2 separate regions of the Mus musculus genome follow, and region 1 is linked to region 2. The links are chromatin loops, found by intact Hi-C in ENCODE. Cell type or tissue: gastrocnemius. All regions are shown on one strand. Links, peaks and the distances in the headings refer to the core of each region. The heading gives the core; the rest is flanking DNA.

What was found. Hi-C counts contacts between places; a loop is a spot of excess contacts. Peaks named below come from ENCODE experiments on the same cell type or tissue, not always from the same donor. Only the 100,000 strongest peaks of a DNase experiment are listed, where the experiment ranks them.
Region 1: a loop joins it to region 2, with 2.7 times the contacts of the local background. A loop is called at or near these places in 26 of 42 quality-filtered maps.

The regions. Positions count from the first base shown.
Region 1 is chr17:56,608,768-56,617,092 of GRCm38, forward strand. Micos13 (mitochondrial contact site and cristae organizing system subunit 13) reads right to left here and starts at 1,004. Exons shown (of 4, transcript NM_153152.4): 1 at 873-1,004; 2 at 79-256. The coding sequence starts at 901. Rpl36 (ribosomal protein L36) reads left to right here and starts at 4,628. Exons shown (of 4, transcript NM_018730.3): 1 at 4,628-4,681; 2 at 4,819-4,913; 3 at 5,140-5,274; 4 at 5,357-5,479. The coding sequence starts at 4,821. The coding sequence ends at 5,446. It overlaps Lonp1 (lon peptidase 1, mitochondrial), which reads right to left. Exons shown (of 18, transcript NM_028782.2): 11 at 7,592-7,679; 12 at 7,363-7,485; 13 at 7,159-7,275; 14 at 6,737-6,877; 15 at 6,483-6,648; 16 at 6,107-6,324; 17 at 5,869-6,033; 18 at 5,530-5,796. The coding sequence ends at 5,617. In gastrocnemius, for the core only: CTCF peaks have their summits at 963 and 4,557 (motif pointing right); DNase peaks (open chromatin) are centred at 1,167, 3,229, 4,598, 5,308 and 1 more place; H3K4me3 peaks cover 4,037 bases; H3K27ac peaks cover 3,716 bases.
Region 2 is chr17:56,664,427-56,672,751 of GRCm38, forward strand. It overlaps Catsperd (cation channel sperm associated auxiliary subunit delta), which reads left to right. Exons shown (of 22, transcript NM_175350.3): 22 at 1-30. Among named protein-coding and RNA genes, the nearest start is that of Gm33461, 4.5 kb to the left of the region's middle. In gastrocnemius, for the core only: CTCF peaks have their summits at 4,585 (motif pointing left) and 4,788; a DNase peak (open chromatin) is centred at 4,570; H3K4me3 peaks cover 992 bases; H3K27ac peaks cover 807 bases.

The DNA of each region.
Region 1 (8,325 bases), core at 211-8,210, 56 kb before region 2:
CTCCACCAAGCAGGGGTGGAGGAGGCCCCAAGGACACCCAGAAGCAACCTGTAGGCCACCCACTCCCAGCCAAGGTACCTGTGGCATCTCCAGACCTGTCTGCTGGCACACATATTGGCTGAACTGGTACATTGCTGGTGGCACAACCTCCTCGGCCTTCCGCAGGGCAGCCTCACTCTTGTCACTAGGCCCCAGCAGCTCCTGGTCATAAACAAGGTAGACTGCTCCTCCAGCCACACTTCCCTTAATGAGGAACCTTCAGGAATACATGAAGGGAGACGCTGTGGGGGGCAGGATCTCAGAGATCAGACAGTTGATCATTTTTTGTTGTTGTTGTTTTGTTTTTCGAGACAGGGTTTCTGTGTAGCCCTGGCTGTCCTGGAACTCACTCTGTAGACCTGGCTGGCCTCGAACTCAGAAATCCGACTGCCTCTGCCTCCTAAGTGCTGGGATTAAAGGCGTGTGCCACCACTCCCGGCCAGTTGATCATTTCATTTGCCTTTGTGACACGACTTTTAGCAGTAAACGGAGTCTTAAAGAGAGACAGGGTGGGTCATTCGAAACCCTGCAAAGGATAATGGACACTCAAGATCCCTGGTACAAAACCTTCCAGGGTGTCTGGCGGAGCTTCCCCGCAAGTTACTCAAGTCAGCTACGGAGGGAGATGGGCAGGATTGCCTACGCATCTGAATTGCACCTAAGAGTAAATTGAAGCAGTAGGGTGATAAGGGCTGGCTGAAGCCAGTTTCCCTACACAGACCGTGAGAAAGGTCCGTAACAACCGGAAGTGAGCCGTCGCAGGACCCTAAGCCACGAGGCAGAGATGCCTACAGCCCCGAACTTTCTCAGGGCCTCCACGATTGTCCACGCACCTCATTAGCGACCACACTCGAGCCACCATGGTTAGTCTCTCGCTTCACTCGCCGCGCAAGGACAAGTAATTCGCCCGCCGCTTCCGGTTGGTGTCGCTGCTGAGACTCCTGGGAAATGTAGTGGTCGCTGTCAGCCGCAATGGAGTTAGACTCTTGTAGGTCGAGGTCCGTGGCTGCCGCAATTCTTTCTGGGAAATGTATTAGTTAGGCGGAAGACCAAAGAAGGGCTAGGCCGCGAAGGCTCCTGGGAAATGTAGTCTGGAGGCACGACAGAGACGAGCCCTCGGAAGACACTGGTCGGATTCCCCGCGCCCGCGCGGAGAATTGAGTGTCCCCCAGGTGAAGCAAGCCTAAGTGATGGTTACCACGGCAACGCGAGGGCTGGATTGTTCCAGAGAAGCAGGCCTTTGGTTCACGTGAGCGGTTAGGGGTGTGGCTCTAACCTAGGAAGCTTGGAGAGGCTACAGATGGCCTGTGAGATGGACGCTTGCCAAGGTTGTTGACTTGCCAAGGCCAAGGCGCTGGAGGATCCCTGCCGGGTAGAAGTCTTGGGGTCATGTGAGAACGGGTTGGCGGTGGGTGGTCCGGAGTACAAGGAGCCACACTGGGGTGCGAAGTGCCGCAGGAGGGGTTAGCGGCCAAGTGGACATCATGTAGATCCCTGTTCGGTTGCAAGGTGAGCTTGAGCAGATGTGCACCATGGATGCATGGATGCCTTGTAATTGTCTATGGAGACCTATTGTCCTAATTACTTCTCAGTTGTCCTGACAAAGCACCATGGCCAAGGCAACTCAATAGAAGGAAAAGTTTTCTGCTTCCAGTTTCAGAGGACCATGACCATCGTAACGCGGAGCATGACAGCAGGCAAACCGGGATGGCGCTGGAGCAGCAGCTGAGAGCTTACATTGTGGCTCATAAGCTGAAAGAGACTACAGGGTATTGTGTGGGCTTTTGAAACCTTAAAGTCCACACCACTGTCACCCCTGCCCCAAGAAAACTTATCTCCTAATCCTTGCCAAACAGTTCTACCAAATGGGGACCAAGCATTCAAATACATGAAACTGTAGGGGTCATTCCGATTCAACCATACACAAGACCCCCCCCACACACAACTTTATTTCTTTATTACTTATTTTTGTGTTGGGTTTGGTTTGGTTTGCCTTTGGTTGGTTATTGTTTGCTTGCTTGTTTTGAGGCAAGGTTTGTCTAACAGTCCTGGCTGTCCTGGAACTCACTTTGTGGCCCAGGCTGGCCTCGAACTCACAGCTCTGCCTGCATCTGCCTCTTAAGTGTTGGTATTAAAGTGTGTTCCACCATCACCCAGCTTTGTGGGTTTTTTTCTTTTTTAGACGGGGTCTTATTCTTTGTACGTGATTGGTCTGGAACTCATATGGACCAAAGCTGAATTCTCCTGCCTGGGCCTCCTCATTCCTGCTTTTACAGACATGTCCAGTGTCTATGGTGACATTTTCTCCTTTTCACCCAGAACTAAAATAAACCAACCCTCATGACTAAGAATGGGTGAGAGGAGCCTAGAACATGGCAAGGTAGCATGTGGCATTGCCAGTAGCGCTTAGACAGTGTATCTTTGGACCTAAGATTTGAAAGAAGTAAGTTTTAGGGAAGAGCGTCCAAGCAAGAACTCAGCCAGTGCACAGGCCCAGGACCTGGGACAAAGCTGAGCAGACTGGGCAGTTTGGACTGGCTCCTGGAGGACCCTTTAAGGGGCCCAGGGCTTTGTTTTCCCCCCACTCCCAGAATGACCAGAGTGAGTGGTCTGAGGAAGAAGGAAGGATGTTGGCAGCAGGACATCTTCATTATGTCCCACTAAGGCTCACACACGGAAGGCGAGCCTCCCTGTGTGTGGGTGCAGGGCTGGGATGGGGGTAGGAAGTGAGTGTGAGTGGGAGGGAAGAATGGGAGAACTTGAGAGCACTTTCTTCATCCAACTTCCTTATAACTTGTTCCAGACCTGAGGCTGTTTCTTCCCTGGCTAAATGTCAACAGGAATATACCTTTCAGTGTGTGCTTGTTAACAGAAACTGCAGTGATAGAGATACAGCAAAATACTCTGTGTACCTGCAAATATAGGGGGACATTGGAGGATGGCGCCCTGGGCATCAAGAAATACCTACTCCCCATGGGCCAGAGGCTTGCCTCTTGGATACTAGGCCCCGCCCTTGCCCTTCTTGGTCTCTGCCCTCAGCTCCCACTCAAGTTTAGCCTCCCTCCTGCATTCAAGTCCAGCCCCTGCTGTGTTCTACCACCCCACCCCACCCCCACCTTGGTTTGGACAGCAGGTCCTGCTCATTTCCCCTCCCTCTTGCGTAAAAGACCCCGCCCCTGCCCAGATTGGCTCCGCCCCCTCTCCTCCATTCCCTCTTTCTGTCTTAAGCTCCGCCCCTGCCCAGCTTTGCCTCGCCCCGGCTCCTGCTCAAGTTTCCTCTCCCTCCTGTGTTCTAGGACCTATTCCTACCTTCTTTGGACTCTTCTCAGGCCTGATCATCAGCACAGCCACCCTAGGGTACCAGAGTGGACCCTCTTGGCACGCAGGCTGAGGATCCCCACGAGGGCCTTAGCTCCATCCCAGGGTGATGCTACCCACAGGCCCCGCCTATCTGGGTTGGCCCCTCCCACTCTTATCCAAGTACTTGTGCTGCTGACGAGTTTTGCCCTCTGCTCCCTCCAGAGTACTGCATCCTGGTACATCCATGCCCTGCTTCGTAATGAGAGTTGGATTCTCTTATGTTCTCTACTGTTGGAATTCCTCAGGCTGACAGAGCGTGGAGTGTGGGAAGCTGAGGCAGGAGAGGAGGAGGCTCAAGTACAGCTCAGCTGCTGGAGCACTTGGGTGTTACACGCCTGTCATTATCAGGACAGCCTGGGCTGCACGAGACCATAGCTCACAGAAAAAAAGTGAGGAAGGAGAGGAGTGAGGGGGCACAGCCTGTGATTCTAGATAATTTGCAGCCCTCTCTACCCCAAGGCCTCCAGGGGACGCGAAACTCCTTCAACGAAACAGTTCATAAGGATCAGTCTATTGATCCGGACAGATTTGTTGTGACTGTTGTGACAGATCTATTGATCTGTTGGATCCGGAACCCTCCATGACGAAGGCAAACGGAGTTCTGTAAACTGACTTCTGACCTCTGCAAGTTTGTAGTGGCACATGCTCTCTCTCTTTCGAGACAGGGTTTCTCTGTGTAGCCCTGGCTGTCCTGGAACTCACTCTGTAGACCAGGCTGGCCTCGAACTCAGAAATTCGCCTGCCTCTGCCTCCCAAGTGCTGGATTAAAGGTGTGCGCCACCACGCCCGACACAAACAAAAAATTTTAAAAGCACTCTTTAAAGTCATTTTTAAAAAGATTTGTTTATTTAATTAGTTATTATGTATACAGCGGTCTCCCTGCATGTGTACCATCAGGCAAAATGAGGGCACCAGATCTCATTATAGATGGTTATTAGCCACCATGTGGTTAACTGAGAATTGAAATCAGGACCTCTGGAAGAGCAGACAGGGCTCTTAACCTCTGAGACATCTCTACAGAGCCCATTCCCCTCAAAAGCACTTTTATTGTCAGAGATTAAATTACTTCAACAGCTAACAACAGTGTGAGGCAGCATTCCAACTCCTAACCTAAGGGATGATTCCCAAGCCGAGGTCTCACGGGTGCCGTAGAACCTCCGGCCACCAGAGGTCGCCCGCAGCGCGCCTGTCTCTCTAGCCGGAAAGGCCTGCAAGTGGCATATATCCCAGGATTCTGCGCGGTGCCGTTCTTCCTGTCCCGGCCGCCATCGGAGAGCATCAGGTAAGTGGGCCTCGTCGGGGCTCATCTGCCCCCATCGGGCATCCCGGCCCCATGGGGAGTCCCTGCGGGCCGGCATGCGGGCGGGCGCGGGCCGAGGTACCGTGTCTCAGCCGCTGTCTTGTCCCCGCTGCCCACAGCCATGGCTCTGCGCTACCCCATGGCCGTGGGCCTCAACAAGGGCCACAAGGTGACGAAAAACGTCAGTAAGCCGAGACACAGCCGGCGACGCGGGGTGAGTGCTGGGGACGCGACCGCCTCGTCAGAGATGGGGACGGGGGTGAAGAAGTGAATATCGACACCTGCGTAGATTCTGTGTCGTTGGAATGGGAAGGTCTGAGTGGTTCGTGGGCCCGGTCGTTGATTGGGCGTCTGAGACTGGGAGTCGGTCGGTGGGCTGTTGCGTTCGGCCCCCTGTAAGGCCCATTTTGGGGTTCGTGACCTCGGGGCTGTGCTCGCAGCGCCTCACCAAACACACCAAGTTCGTGCGGGACATGATCCGGGAGGTGTGCGGCTTCGCACCCTACGAGCGGCGAGCCATGGAGTTGCTCAAAGTGTCCAAGGACAAGCGCGCACTCAAGTTCATCAAGAAGAGGGTAGGCAGCGTGCTGCACCGAGCACGGGTGGGGGTGTGGCTGGCTGCAGTGGCCCTGGGTGACATGCGACTACTCCTCGCAGGTGGGCACGCACATCCGCGCCAAGAGAAAGCGGGAGGAGCTGAGCAACGTGCTGGCAGCCATGAGGAAGGCGGCGGCCAAGAAGGATTGATGAACCCTCCCCCAATAAAAGATGGTTCCTACAGTTTTGTGTATGTGTGAGCTCACGGCGACACTGAGACTCAGGCTTAGGGCTTTTGGAAAGGTTTTCTTTATTCATGATTCTACAGCTGTGCTCGTGGCTCCGCCACACCATGATTTATTTAGTCCCAGGCCCCTGTGTCATCTCTCCACGGCCAGTGCCTCCCTGTGCTCTCGCCGGGGGAAGGCAATGGGGAATATGTCCCGATAGTGTTCCACGAAGTGAACTTCAAGGCCCTCTGTGATAAAAGGAGCTAAATCCGAGTAGTCCTTTCTGTTCTCAGCAGGCAGAATGATGCAGGTCACACCTGCACGCTTAGCCTGTGGAAAGATGTGTCAGCTGGGTGCTCTTCCACCCTGAGGTGGTCAGGGGTACAGGCGGCAGACACTCACCGCAATGGTCTTCTCCTTGATGCCACCCACAGGCAACACCTTGCCAGTGAGGGAGACCTCCCCAGTCATAGCCAGGTTCTGCAACACTGGCTGGCCCAGAGCCAGGGACAGCAGTGCAGTGACAATAGTACAGCCTGCGCTGGGACCATCCTTGGGGGTAGCACCCTGTGGGGAGAGGCAGTGGTGAGTTGCTGCGCTGATGGGTGCTATGGGGGGGGGGGGTGAATGATGGGCCTACCTCAGGCACATGCAGGTGGATGTGTGAGGTGACTAGGAAGTCATTTTCAGGGTCCTGCTCCATCAGGAAGGCACGAGCATAGGTGTAGGCTATGCGGGCACTCTCTTTCATCACATCTCCCAGCTGACCTGTCACCTCTAGGCTGCCATCCTTGTCCTCCTTGCTGCCACTAGGCTGGGGCCGCCTCAAAGATGTCTCCACAAACAATGTAGAGCCCCCTGGAAGGTGGAAAAGGCTAAATTTGTTCCTTACACTCCAATTCTGCACTTGAAGACTCCATAGCACTGGTAGCCTGCATTATCTATCCAGGCCCCGTCTTTATTTACATTTGTAGCAGCCAGCTGGCCAGGCAGAAAGATGTGGGTGCTATGCTCACCCATGGCAGTCCAGGCCAAACCCATGACCACGCCAGGAGGTGTGACTTCGTACATGCGCTCCACTGTGAACACAGGCTTCCCAACAAAGTCTTGTAGGTTCTCAGGTGTCACCTGTACTGTCTGGGCCTCCCCACTTACGATCTTGTATGCAGCCTTGCGCAGCACCTGAAGTGGGTGGGTGGGTGGGTGTAGGTGGGCATTTGCTAGGCAGAGGCATGCCCTGTGTAGTGGGTGGGCCCGTGGGCGGGCTTACCTTCTCCACCTGCTTCTGTAGGTTGCGCACACCACTCTCCCTGCAGTATTGCTTGATGAGCAGTGTGAGCACTGCTGCTGACAGCTGGGCCTTGCTCTCATCTAGGCCACACAGGGTGCGGGCCTGTGGCACCAGGTACCGCTGTGGGGAGCAGCTGTCAGCAATGCCTGTTGTCCTCACCCACCATGTTGTTCCTGGTGCCCTAGGGTCCTAATCTCCTCACCCACTGCACCAACCCAGCCCTCCCTTCTCAGAAGCACAGAGTAGAGAATCACAGCCCTGTCCTGAAGACGATAGGCCCCAAAGTGTCACCCTAGGCTGTGCTCACCTGAGATCTTTGCCCATCACCTGCCAGGCACTCAAGACTATTGTGAGAGCCAAGTCTGATCTGGTGCCCCTCCACCCCACAGAACCCCACATACCTCTGCGATGGCCAGCTTCTCCTGTGCTACATAGCCAGACACATTGATCATCTCCATGCGGTCCCTCAGTGGTTCTGGGATGGTGTCAATGACATTGGCCGTGCAGATGAATAGCACCTGGGTGACAAGGGGGGCACAGGATGCTGGAAGCTGGGTGTCCCCTCTCCCATAGCACTAGCACCTAGCCACATGAGTCACACTCACCTTGGACAGATCCACTGGCACATCCAGGTAGTGGTCCAGGAAGTTGGCATTCTGCTCAGGGTCCAGCAACTCCAGCAGTGCTGATGACGGGTCCCCTTGGTAGCCTCGGCCAATCTTGTCCACCTGAATTGGGAAAGGCAGGCGCCATAGGACAAACTATACCTGGCTCCAACACTACAGGATAAGCTGTGCAGTGAACTGTCCCTCCTGTCCCCAGAGCCTACCCCACCTCATCAATGAGCACTAGCGGGTTCTCTGTCTTGGTCTTCTTCAGACACTGGATGATCTTCCCAGGCATGGCCCCCACGTAGGTACGCCTGTGGGAGGCAACACTCAGTATGGGTCAGTGTGCTGATACCACCACATGGCCCACTTGGAAGCCGTTCTGACCTCACACAGGGTAGTTACCCAATGCTCTCCTTTAGCCAGCACTTGGCCACACAGTCTGCAGTTATGCCCACCTCACTTCCCTATGCACTGAGAGGTGGGGGTTGGCCTGGATGAATCTTCACAGGGGCATGGACCCACACTCAGGCTCAGTAGGGCAGACAGCAAGGGATGAACAAGGATGTCATCTAAGCTTGGGAACAGGTGCATGAGATGACAGGAAAGGTACAGAGAAGACAAGGCTGAAATAGGCCAGAGGGAACTGAATGGACAGTACAGGTACATGGGACAGGGACCAGGCAGCTAGGGGAGCAGTGAGACTCTGGTCCATGGTGCTGGGCAGGGTCTAGGGGAGTGGGAGCCATGGGAGCTCTGCTCTTTTGTTTCCCAAGCAGGATCTTAAGTAGTCCAGGTGGGCTAGCGCTCTAGAGCACGGTGTGTGTGGCCTGCCTAACCCTGAGTGCTGGGATGGTAAATGAGGCACTGTGAGGCTACCTGCTCTGACCAGGCCAGGCACTTCCTGTAGTGTTAGACTATAGGACTACCTTAGCAGCCGGCCTCTGTCTACAGAGCCTC
Region 2 (8,325 bases), core at 76-8,075:
CTTTTGTCCCAATAAATTGTTAACCGTGAAGGGATCAGGTTGCTAAGTGCCAAGCAGGGAGCTACTCCTGAGGCACGCCCCAGCTCCTCATCGGGGAACACTTCTGGCCACGCCCCTCTTTGTCCTGGCTCCCTTTTCTCTTTCCCTTGCTTTCCTAGTGCTGTAGGGGAGGAGCTCAGAAGGGGCGGGCGGGGTCCTCTAGGTCAGAAGCATGAGTAGGGGGTTGGGTGACTCATTCCAACTGTCCTTATTGCTGAGCTGTGGAGTGAAGGCTCTGGGAAAGGATGGGACAATAGTAAATGGCTTACCCAGCAGGAAGTGCTGATATCACGGCTGGGGACTTGGGCCACCTGACTGAAACTTCCCAAGATCACCCCCCACACAGCCCATGGTGATGAAGCACCCTAGGTGAAGAGTCCAAGAGAAGCCTCTTGGCCTACACTGTGTCTGACAACAGGAAAAGTGGCTAGGGATTCATAGGGTGTCCCTGAGAACAGTAAGTCACATGAGCTCACTGGTATTTATTTACTTGGATTTTGATGTCTTCTCCTGAGGTAGGGTTTCTCTGTGTAGCCCCGGCCATCCTAGACCTCACTCTGTAGACCAGGCTGGCCTTGAACTCACGGAGATCCTCCTGCCTCTGCCTCCCAAGTGCTGGGGTCAAAGGTGTGTACCTTCCCACATCCTTTTTGGGTTTATGAGATTGCAGGGTGTCTGTGCAGGTGCCTGGGATGAGATCAGGCAAAAAATAAGCCAGCGGCCACAAGGCTCACGTGTGGCGCTTGAGAGGGGTCTCAGTCACTGTTCCGTCACTGTGAGGATGTAAGGGTCTGGAATCACTGAAGGACGACCCCAGACCCAGAGAGTATACAAAGACAAAGAACATTTATTCTGCAGAGACAACCAGCAGCAACTCTTCTGCAAAATGGCGACCTCGGGCGAAGGTGTGCAGGCCCTCTTATAGGGAACTAAGGGAACTCTCTAGAAGAACTAGGTAATCTCTAATGTGGTAGGGGCAAAGCAGTAGCATTAATACAGCTTTGATTGGCAACTACGTTAGTTTTATTTTTAGAGAACATGTTAGGTAATCTAAAATTTCATTGGTGGGTCACGGGGGTCGGCTGCTTATTGGCTTGTGCCAGGTGGCCAGTGGTCTGCATTTTTTTTAAAGATTTGTTTATTTTTTTTTCCTTTTTTTAAATTTACATTTCAAATGTTATCCCCTTTCCTAGTTTCCCCTCCAAAAATCCCCTATCCCATCCCCCCTCCCCTTGCTCCCCAAACCACCCACTCCTGCTTCCTGGCCCTGACAGTCCCCTATACTAGGGCATATATCTTTGCAAGACCAAGGGCCTCTCCTCCCATTGATGACCAACTAGGCCATTCTCAGTTACATATGCAGCTAGAGCCATAAGTCTCTCCATGTGTTTTCTTTGATTGGTGGTTTAGTCCCAGGGAGCTCTGGGGGTACTGGTTAGTTCATATTGTTGTTCTTCCTAGAGGGCTGCAAACCCCTTCAGCTCCTTGGGTACTTTCTCTACCTCTTTCATTGGGGACCCTGTGCTCTGTCTACTAGATGGCTGTGAGCATCCATTTCTGTATTAGTCAGGCACTGGCAGAGCCTCTCAGGAGACAGCTATATCAGGCTCCTGTCAACAAGCTCTTGTTGGCATCTGCAATAATGTCTGGGTTTGGTGGTGGTTTATGGGATGGATCTCTGGGTAGGGCAGTCTCTGGACGGTCATTCCTTCAGTCTCTGTTCTGAACTTTGTCTCTGTAACTTCTAAGATATATTTATTTTATGTATATGAGTATACTGTAGCTGTCTTCAGACACACCAGAAGAGGGCATCAGATCCCATTACAGATGGTTGTGAGCCACCGTGTGGTTGCTGGGATTTGAACTCAGGACCTCTGGAAGAGCAGTCAGTGCTCTTACCCGCTGAGCCATCTCTCCAGCCCTGTGGTCTACATCCTTAACCACAGGATGAGATAGGGCTGCCCAGCACAGAGGACCCAAGTTAAGAGATTTTTCTCTTCTTGTGGCTATCTCTAGGCTCTTCTTTGGGAGGGAGTTTTCTGGCCTTGTTCCTGGAATTTATGGTCTGTTCCTGGAGCTGGTGACCTATGGCCTAGTTCCTGGGACTGGTGGCTTTCTTTTTGAAATCAGGCGTGGTCCTAAAATGGAGACCAATGTCATCCTTTCAAAGAGACACCATGACCGTGGCGACTCTTAACTGCGAGCTGGCTTACCAGTTAGGAGTGTTAGTCCATAATCATCATGGCTGGAGCAGACAGGCACAGGAGCAGTAAGCAGCTGGAGAGTTACACAGGGCCTGCTGTGAGCCCTTGAACCTCCTCCAGCAAGACCACACCCCCTCATCCTTCCCCAGCAGTCCAGTAACTGTGGACCAAGCATTGATTTATGGGCCCGAGGGGCATGCTCACTCTGACACCATGGGAAGAGTCTTTCTATTATGAACTGGGCTTCCAGTAAGATCCAGAGAAGCTGCAGGTTTCAGGCTGGGCAGGAGAAAGGCTGCATGCATTTGGGCTCTGCTCAGTGCTAAGTCAACATTTGCGCCAGATCTCTGTCTGCAAACCCACAGCTGTCTTTGAGCTGATCCTGGACCCAGTGAGTAGAGTGTCTAGCATGCACCAAGCCCCGGGGTTGAAAGCCCAACCACCCAGGCTGAGTGTGTTGACATGATGATAACATGTCATCCTAGCAGAAGGCAGAGGCAGAGGAGGCAGAGGAGGCAGAGGAGGCAGAAGAGGCAGAGGCAGGAGGCAGAGGGTCAGTTCAGAGTCCTCCTCAGCCATGCAGTGAGTTTGAGGACAGCCTGGATCACATGAGCCCCCCCTATCTCAAGCAGTAATAATTATTATTCTGTCTATGCTGGTGTCCATTGCAGCCAACATCAATTGTGTTGAAATTCTCGAGGCTCCAGCCAGATTCTTGGAGCATGGATGGGGCTTGACAATGTAAAGAAACACAGTTGTCACCTCATAGGGGATAAGAGAGTTTATTCTGAAGCTGAATATGCCTAGGATGCCAAGAACACGGTTCCCCAAATACCACAAGGGACAGCCGTGGAAAAGTACTAATAGAAAGAGGACACGGGAAGTCACTGTTCAGCACTTCACAAGGACATCGATTGGCATGCACACTAGGTTGCCAGTAACCCCAAAGCTGAAAACTTCTGCTGTGGGTCTCAGACGATGATGCCTGACTTCATCCTTAGCCTTGGGACAGGTAGAGAAGCTAGTGGTCTCTTTATGCAGTTCAAAAAGACTCACCCAGCTGATACAAGGACAGCAATGACACGGAAGTGACTAATGAATGGCTGTTGTCTTAGTCAGTGTTCTGTGGTGTGAAGAGACATCATGACCACAGGGCAGCATGTAATTAGTGTTTCAGAGGTTGAGTACATTGTGAGAAGCATGGTGGAATGCAGGCAGACGTGGTGCTAGAGACAAAGCTGAAAGTTCTACATCCTGACCCACAGGCAGCAGGGAGAGACTGGGATACACTGGCCAAACTTGAGCTGATAAAACTTCAAAGCCACCGGGCATTGGCGGCACACGCCTTTAATCCCAGCACTTGGGAGGCAGAGGCAGGCGGATCCTCCTAATAGTATCACTTCCTATGGACCAGGCATTCACACACGAGTCTACAGGGTGGCATGGGTGGCAGGGAGAGTGGGCTAACCACACCAGCTGTTAAGGGGCTAAACAGTCCGTGATAATTTGGCTCTGGATCTGCAACATTCCAACCCTCTAATGTCAGATGTTCTAACCATCAGTCTTAGAGATTCTTCCCACAGGGGTGGATTTTCTCCCTTTCCAGGAATCTCAGATCACAGGCTCCATCTCCTTACTATGGCTGAGTTCCCCTGTAGCCAGAGTGGGGAACAGAGTGGCTGGTTCAATGCATATATGCTGGTGACACTGGATTGGGTGGAGGATGCGTCCTTCATTCCTCCTTGGATTCCCAGTCCCAAGACTGAACTGACCCTTGTTGTTGCTGCTACCGCCGCTGCAGCCTCCTTCTCCTCCTGCTTCCCTCCCTCTCCCCCTCCTCCTCCCTTGAACAGTGCACCCTTGTCCTGTGGGACTCTCGGGTCCAGGAAGCTCTCCGCGGAATGAGGGAGCCCTTTAAACACCGCACAGCTCTTGGTGCTGGCGACCAGAGCACTAGGAGATGTCGCCCAGACGACCTACAAGTCCTGGGCAGGGCCTCTGCATGCAAGCTTGAGGACATGAGTTCAGCTCCCCAGAATCCACAAAGAAGCCGGGTGCAGGGTCTGTGACTTCAAGAACTGGGAAGCCGGCTCAGTGCGGAAAGGGTGATCCCAAGTCTGCAGTTTGTTCCCCTCAACAGCTGAACAGCAGCGCTGCTGGGCCGGGGTGCATGGCGGCACACGACGGCGCCGGGATTGCAGGACAGGGCGCAGGGGTACCGTTGGGTAAAGTGAGGAAGACACCTGATGGACCTTTGGATCCTCATTGACGCGCACGCACACTCATGGGCGGGCATTCACGCACAAGCACCCGCTGGCTCTGACATCGCAGTCCTCTGCTGCCCCCCAGTGGCCACTGTGCAAAACCTCTTTCAAGTTTGGATTTGGGGGTCTCGAGGCGCCACAGGTTCTGTCCACATATCCAGTACAAGACAAAGAGAGGTAGGAGGATCTCCCACAAATTTGTGCTAGCCTGGGCTAGAGTGAAATCCTGTGTCAGAAATACAACCAACCAGCGCATGGCAGTAAAGGCATACATGCACCTCACAACCCAGCTCGGGAACTGGGACAGCAGGTCAAAGGGTAAGGTTATCTTCGACTGCATAGGGAGTGATGCGAGGCCAGCCTGGGCTGCATGAGTCCCTGGCTCAAAATAATTAATAATAATAATACGACAAACCTACTCTCAAAGGAAGGGAAGCTGTGTTCCTGTCCCCTGTAGGAACTGCTATATACTTCCACTGAAGACAAGCTACGTTGGTTTTGATTAACACATGTCCTAGTCGAGATGAAATGGACCCCTATTTCTGGATGAGAAGTGGGCCAAAGAACTTCTCTTTCTTCTTCTTCTTCTTCTTCTTCTTCTTCTTCTTCTTCTTCTTCTTCTTCTTCTTCTTCTCCTTCTCCTTCTCCTTCTCCTTCTCCTTCTCCTTCTCCTGCTTCTGCTTCTTCTTCTTCTCTCTCTCTCTCTCTCTCTCTCTGTTTTTCAAAACAGGGTTTCTCTGTGTATCCCTGGAACTCACTCTGTAGACCAGGCTGGCCTTGAACTCAGAAATCTGCCTCCCTCTGCTTCCCATGTGCTGGGATTAAAGGTGTGTGCCACCACTGGTCGGCCCTTTCTTATTTTCTTATTTTATATTTGAAGTCATGGAACTCATTCTGACCTTAAACTCACTGTGTAGTTGAGGTTGACCTTGAACCCCTACTCCTCCTACCTTGCATGCCGGTGCTGGGATGACAAGCGTGTGTTTTATGCGGTGCTGCAGATGGAAGCCTGGCCTTGTGCACTCTGTGTGACTGTACGGCCGACTCTGCTACAGCCCAGATTTCAATCCCCGATACACACAGTTCTCAGTCACCAAGGATTATTTCCTGGAATTCTGGCTGAGTGGAACTGAAGGCTGAGGGATAGAAGGCCACCAGCCCCCCACAGCAGAATCAACTCATAGTGTAAACCTAGCCTTCTGGGTCCAGAGCTCCTGAGTCTCCGGATGTCCCTCAAAAAGCCACTGCTGGATTCTATGCAGTTGGTCACAAGGCGTCGCAGAACATGACGTGTGACATAGCTTCAGACTGTACAGAGATTTACTGACACAGAGCCACAGGGATGGCAGCACCGTTGTTAATTTTCAATTCTAATTTACTCCTGGGTACTGTATGGCTGGGGATCTCCCTGGAGGGAGAAGGTACCACGCCTGACCACTTGTACCCCAGTGACCAGAGTAGGAAGCTAGTAGTATTTAAAGTACATTCTTTTTTCTTTTAATTTTTAAAATTTAAATTTTAGAAAATAATTTTTTTTAAAGATTTATTTTATTGATTATATGTAAGTACACTGTAGCTGTCTTCAGACACTCCAGAAGAGGGAGTCAGATCTCGTTAGGGATGGTTATGAGCCACCATGTGGTTGCTGGGATTTGAACTCTGGACCTTCGGAAGAGTAGTCGGGTGCTCTTACCCACTGAGCCATCTCACCAGCCCAGAAAATAATTTTAAAATAAAAATTTTATTATTTTATTCCATGTGGATGTCTGTGTGTCTGTACGCGGGTTTGTGCATGTAAACACAGTTCTTAGGGAGGCCACGAGAGGCCATCACAACCCTGGGAGCTGGGCTTACAGGATCTTGTGCATTGCCTGATGTGGGTGCTGGGGAGAGAACTCGGGATCTCTGCAAGAGCAACCAGTGTGCAGAACCCTTGAGCTGTATAATAACCTGTTTCCTTGTTCAGTTTACAAAGATCTTTCTGTTATGGCTTGGGGCAGTGGTTCTCACATGGTTCCCCCATTTGAGGGTCACACATCAACTATTTACCTTATGATTCAGAATCGTGGAAAACTTACAGTTATGAGGTAGCAAGGAAATGCTTTTATGGCTGGGGATCACCACACCATGAGGAGCTGTACTAAAAGGTTGCACTATTACGAAGTTTGAGGTCCACTAGTTTAACAAGTTTAGGAGTTTATTGGTTTCTTTTGTTTGTTTGAAATAGGGTCTTACTCTGTAGATCAGGTTGGACTCCATCTCACAGAGATGCACCTGCCCCTCCCTCCTGGGTGCTGGTATTAAGTTCTGTGATAACATAGAGACACTGAGTCACTGTGCAAGGCTCATACAGCACTCAGGAAAACATCATAGTGATGGAAGGTCACAGGGTCAGACAGGGAGGTCCACAGGGGAAAAGGGGACTGAGAAGACCTGGAGCAATGGCTTGACTGGTAAAGCATTTGGACAGGAGTTCAAATCCCAGCACCCACGTGAGAAGCCAGGATGGCTAGGAGGGCCTGTGACCCTAGCCCAGTGTAGCTCCAGGTTGAGTGAGGGAGGCTGTCTGAAGTGAATAAAGCAGACACATAGAGCAGGATCCCCAACCCCCCTACTTCTTCATGTACACTTGCTGTGCACATACATCCACACTCACCACATACACCAGGGAGACAGAAGGTTGCGTTGTATGCACACATTCATGTTCCCAGGAGTTGGAAGCTGAGGCAGGGGGATTACTGAAAACTCCAGACCAGCCTGAGCTATGTAATGACACTCTCTTTCAAAACTAAAAACCAAAAACCAAAACCAAAACCATTGAACCTGGGTATGATGGTGACATATGTTAGCCTAACTTTCTGGCTGTGCCGGCAGGAGGATCAGAAGTACATGGGCACCCTCATCTACAAAGCCATTTCGAGGGCAGTCTGGGCTACATAAAATACTCAAAACTGGGGGTGGGGGGGGAGAAAGAAAGTGTGAGTGAGCTCTTTTTTTTTTTTTTTTTTTTTCGAGACAGGGTTTCTCTGTGTAGCCCTGGCTGTCCTGGAACTCACTCTGTAGACCAGGCTGGCCTCGAACTCAGAGATCTGCCTGCCTCTGCCTCCCAAGTGCTGGGATTAAAGGCATGTGCCACCACGCCCGGCAAGAGTGAGTTCTATATCTGTGGCCCCAGCACTTGGGAAGATGAGGCAGGAGAATTTTGAGTTCAAGACCAGACTGGACTACACTGTGACAGTGTCTCCCTATCTCACAGATCTATAGGAGTATACCCAGATTTAAAATACGTAGTAGCTGCTTTCAGGTGTCTTGTCAGTATGCAAAGGTGAATATAGGTTTGGTTTTCCATTCTCCCTTCCTTTCTTTCTTCCTTACTTCTTCTTCTTCTTCTTCTTCTCTCTCTCTCTCTCTCTCTCTCTCTCTCTCTCTCTCTCTCTCTCTCTCTCTCTTTCTTTCTTTTTTCCAGACAGGGTTTCTCTGTATAGCCCTGGCTGTCCTGGAACTCACTCTGTAGACCAGACTGCCCTCGAACTCAGAAATCCGCCTGCCTCTGCCTCCCGAGTGCTGGGATTAAAGGCGTACGCCACCACGCCTGGCCTGAGTTCTTAGCACCCACATAGTTGGCTTAGACCGGTCACCCACAGTCCAGTTCCAGGATAGCCTTTCCTTTTTTAGCCTTTTGTAGGCACTGCACACACATAGCACTCATACACAAATACATCTTTTCTTATTACTTATTGTTTGTTTGTTTTCAAGACATAGTCTGTGTAGCCCTGGACCAGGCTGCTCTCAAACGGAGATCCTCTTGCGTCTGCCTG